Linked DNA regions of Homo sapiens: region 1 is linked to region 2. Evidence: read pairs that join two places in POLR2A ChIA-PET (ENCODE). Cell type or tissue: MCF 10A. All regions are shown on one strand.

The links. ChIA-PET counts read pairs that join two places held together with the same protein. Peaks named below come from ENCODE experiments on the same cell type or tissue, not always from the same donor. Only the 100,000 strongest peaks of a DNase experiment are listed, where the experiment ranks them.
Region 1: POLR2A ChIA-PET joins it to region 2 with 7 read pairs; 1 of 35 experiments calls an interaction of 5 or more read pairs at or near these places.

What each region holds. Positions count from the first base shown.
Region 1 is chr7:138,342,590-138,345,089 of GRCh38, reverse strand. No RefSeq gene overlaps it. Among named protein-coding and RNA genes, the nearest start is that of TRIM24, 120 kb to the left of the region's middle. In MCF 10A, no CTCF peak of the experiment used is centred here; a DNase peak (open chromatin) is centred at 1,089.
Region 2 is chr7:139,725,884-139,728,383 of GRCh38, reverse strand. The region is part of intron 1 of HIPK2 (homeodomain interacting protein kinase 2); the gene reads left to right. Among named protein-coding and RNA genes, the nearest start is that of HIPK2, 51 kb to the left of the region's middle. In MCF 10A, no CTCF peak of the experiment used is centred here; a DNase peak (open chromatin) is centred at 953.

The DNA of each region.
Region 1 (2,500 bases), 1.4 Mb after region 2:
TCCATGGTTGGGATCCATGGGCCCTTCCAGTCTCCTGTTTCATGGTCGTACACATCTTGAGGGCACCTACATGGTTTGTTCATCACCTGCAAAACACAAGCATACCCTCACCCCCACGTTAGTAAATCTACTGAAACAGAAGCAAAAACTTTTGTGGCTGTACCCAGGAGGCGTGCCATTGCTGAAGCATTTGTAACTCAGCTTCTGCCTCTTTGGTTAATTACTGCAGGGCAAAACTTACCATTGATAATGAGAAGCAGGACTCTTCTAACAGAAGGCACAGAGAAAGCAAATTGAGGCTTAAAAGCAATCCTTAAACCTTCCATTTGCACTGTATAGGTGTGTCCACTAGATGCTGTGGTTCATGATAGATCTTCAGATGTTTGGTGGGCACCCACACAGGCACCTGATTGTCACGTGGAGAGACACAAGCAAATCCTCTTCCCCATAAAATTATCATTCCTTTTTCCCAGCTCTTTGTATGTGCATCCCTCCACCATATATCTTGTCCAGCCTTTTTATTTTCCTTTTATCCTGTCAGGTGTTGTTCAGCTGCAGTCATGGGTTGATCTTCTTGAAAATTTTAAAAATCTAATGTTAATAAAGCTAAATGCAATTGCATATGTGGTGTCTTATATTCCTAGTCCCCTCCCTTTTGCTTTTGTATTTGAGTTTTTAAAGTATGATTAGCTCTTTCCACTATTGCTGGTCCTTGTAAGTTATATGGAATACCCGTAGTGTGGGTAATATTCCACTGTTGAAAAAATGTAGCCATGGCTTTACTACAGTATCCTGGGCCATTATCAGTTTTTATTTTTTCTGGGATTCCCATAGCTGAAAAGCAAGTTAAAAGATGTCTTTTAACATGAGCTGCAGCTTCCCCTGTTTGACATATGGCCCAAATAAAATGTGAACAGGTAGCTACTGAAACATGAACAAAGGACAATTTTCCAAAAGCAGGAATATGTGTTACATCCATCTGCCAGATGGAATTTGGAGATAAACCTCTAGGGTTAACTCCTGTTCCTTAATGTGGCAGATGCAGGACTTGGCAGGCAGAACAGTGTTACACAATTTCTTTAGCTTGTTTCCATGTTAGACCATATCTATTTCTAAGGCCTGCGGCATTAAGATGGGTTAAAGAATGAAATGTGGCCGGGTGTGGTGGCTCATGCCTGTAATCCCAGCACTTTGGGAGGCTGAGGTGGGTGGATCACGAGGTCAGGAGATTGAGACCATCCTGGCTAACAAGGTGAAACCCCGTCTCTACTAAAAATACAAAAAACAAATTAGTTGGGGGTGGTGGTGGGCGCCTGTAGTCCTGGCTACTCCAGAGGCTGAGGCAGGAGAATGGTGTGAACCCAGGAGGTGGAGCTTGCAGTGAGCTGAGATCACGCCACTGCACTCCAGCCTGGGTGACAGAGCGAGACTCTGTCTCAAAAAAAAAAAAAAAGAATGAAATGTTTGTGCATCAGCAAAGACCACAGACACCAATGCATCCACCGTTTGATTAAGTTTAGTTAAAGGGCCAGGGAGGTTAGTATGTGCTCTCATATGAGTGATATAGAAAGGTGAATGCCTTTGTTGTACCGCTTGCTGTAAAGCATGAAATAAAAGATTAAGTTGTTCATCAGTCACATTTCGAATTAAGGCACATTCAATATTTTGCGTGGCTTGATTTTAGACTTAGGATAATGATTATCAAGAAAGCCAACAAAACTGGCCAAATTAACTTGCCATTCTTGGGAATTAATATAGGCTTGTTGAATTTGTTTGGTAATGGAACTGTAATCTGATTTGGATCATATCCCGTTAACTTTGTTGTGCGCAGCCTCACTTATCCTACTGGCACAGCAATTTGATCTAAGTACAGAGTGCGCATTTTGGTTGTATTGTGAGGTAGAAAAAGCCACTCAACCAGATCATCCTGTTAAACTATAACTCCTATAGGCGAATGCTTAGTAGGAAAAACTAAACTGTAATGGCTGTATTGGATTAACCTGTTCTACTTGTGCTTGCTGAATTTTGTCCTCAATTAATTGACATTCCTCCAATGCTTCTTTGGGCAGGGAGCATTTACTGTTAAGGTTAGAATCATCTCATAAGTAGAAAAGAGGCGAGACATAGCATAGGTAGGAATGCCTAAAGTTGGATGAATCCAATTAATGTCTCCTAATAATCTTTGGAGATCATGTAAGGTTTCTAAATTATCTCTTCAAATTTGAACCTTTTGAGGCTTAATAGCACTTTGCTCTACCTTCATTCCTAGATATTGAAAGGGAGTAGAAGTTTAGATTTTATCAGGGGCTATAATTAACCCTGCGGCATTTACAGCCTTTTCTGTTTGTAGCACAACATCAATTCTTCCCTAGTTTCAGCTGCACACAGAATATCATCCATGTAATGGATAATATAACATTTTTTGAACTGTTCTCTAACTGGCTTAATAGCTTTCCTGACATAAGTTTGACAAATAGGCTATTTAGCCTGCCTTGTGGTA
Region 2 (2,500 bases):
CTCCAGCTTCTTGAACTGTGAGACAGCGTCTGCTGTTTAGGCTGCCCAGTCAGTGGTGCTTTGGTACCCCAACCCTGGCAGATTCATATGCTATGTTTAGAAAGTGGTGTTTTGTGTTTTTCTAAATAAGGTTCTTAACCCAGCCAGGCACAGTGGCTCACACCTGTAATCCCAGCACCTTGAGAGTGTGAGGCAGGAGGATCGCTTGAGCCCAGGAGTTCGAGACCAGCCTGGACAACATAGGGAGACCCCGTCTCTATAAAAAAATAAAAATAAATTAGGCAGGCATGATGGCGCACACCTGTAATCCCAGCTACTTGGGAGACTGAGGTGGGAGGATCTCTTGAGCCCAGAAAGTTGAGCCTACAATGAGCTATGATTGCACCACTCTACTCCAGCCTGGGTGACAGTGAGACCCTGTCTCAAAAAAAAAAAAAAAAAAAAAAAATTAGCCAATGCCACTCTTGTTTCAAAAAGGATTCTTTGAATTGTTTTATTTTCTTTTCATTGATCCCATCAGTTTCCTGGAGAAAGAAGCTGAAAAAGCGTTTGTGTCTTATCAGTGTTTGCTTCAGCACTGGATTGGATTGGGAATTTTCAGATTGCTTATGAGCTCTTGACACCATGTCCTGTAGATAAACAATTATGGGTTGTCTGTACTCACCCACTGCAGGGCAAGGCTGGCTCACCCACAGTGGTTGATGGCTTCATTCAAAGCAGTATAGCAGAGTTACCAAAAGGAGTTATTTGGGGCCAAGTTAGCAGCTTGCAGAAAGAGAATTAAGTCTGAACATGTAACTCTGACAAATAATGAGTCAATAAGTAGATAGATGTGTGGAGAATTTGCAAATGTTAGGAAAAGGATGTTTTCTCAATCAAAGAAACACAGCCTATGGTAGCATTTGCAGATTCAAGGCAGATGACATAAAAGATTTTGAACGTTCTTAAGAGAACCACATTTCTTGGAAGAGCAGGAGGCGTGACATGGTGCATTTGGTTCTCTTCCCAGGAGAGCACCCTTCTTTCCCTGCTCCTGACCCTGTGGGAAAAGAGGGCTATTGGCTCATTCCCAGCCAGGCTCTGCCACTCTTTCTCTGTTTTCATTCTCCTGGATCAATCCCTTAATTGTGTTTATCATCATTTCATCCTTGATGTTTCCCTGTGACTCATATTGTCCTCCTCATACTATTTGACAATGTCTCTGCCCCCGAGGATTACTTGATTTGCCATCTGCTCTACTTTCTACAGCATTTCTCCTGGGAAACAGCTTTACCCACGGGGACTCCATTTCCACCGAGGTGTTGATGACAGCCTTCAGGTCCACATCTCCACCCATGACCTTGCGCCCATTCCCTAACCTGGCTTTTTTCTTGTTGCATATAGAACATTTCCTCTTTGTTGTTACTAATGCCTAAAACAAAATCTGCCCCAAACCAAGCCCTTCTAGCTGGCCTGTGCTCTTACCGTCAGCAGCACCATTCTCTTAGTCCCTTTGGGGCATGAACCTTTGATTTAGATCTTTTTCCCATTTGCTATTTCTCATTCTGGCCTTCTGGTCTTTTGGCTGTGTCCCTCTGTCTTTGGCCTTACCCATGAACTAGTTCAGGGTCACCTTGCTCTCTTCCCCTTCCAGTTAATCCCATGCAGGCCCAGCCCATCCTATTGATTTCCATTCCCTTTTCAAAGTGGGTGATCGTCATTCACAATTCAACCTAGCAAGTAGGAACTGGGTGCTGGTTAGGAAAGACCATTAGCTCCTGACACTTCAGTAAATTAAGCAATTTCTTGCCTCAGAGTTTCAGTATGAATAGCTGAACACTGGACATTTCAACGTAGATATCCCGTTAGTGCTCATAATTCAACATGTTGAAAACAGATTCTATTCTCCCCTCCCCCAACACTTCAACTCCACTTCCCATCTTCCTTCTCACTCGTGGAGCCCCACTCCTTCTGGCACCCCAAATGTGTTCTAGTCCCCTCTTTCCTTTGCTCTCACATCTCATCTGTCAGCATGTCTCACCTTTTCTCCTCTGCAGAGTTTTATATTTCTGCTGCTTCCTGTTTTCTCAGGCAGTTCCTTAGTCCGGGTCCCCCTTACCCCTCTGGACCAGCTTTCCCATTGGCTGAGCACTTGCCCAAGCTCCCTTAGCCCGGCTCTTCTTACTCAAGGCCACTTCTCTGCACTGACCCCCTATGCATCAGATAAGCAGTGGTTACCTCTTTAAATAGGTAAATGTATTTTATTTTAATCATTTCTTATGGTTATATTTCTCAGATGTCATAACCAGAAGACACAGAAATGAGAGATGACTCAGGGTCATTGTTGTTGACATCCACTATTTTATCAGGTGACGTATAGTCAGGTGCGTCCTGTAGTTTCAGTCTGTCTTCCTTCACTTATCAGCCCTCATTTTTCCTTTGGCTGGTGTGGGACTCATCTCGTTGTTTGGTGATTGTAGTCTGAGAACCTAAAGAATGAAGAAGTTTGGCTGGTGGCATG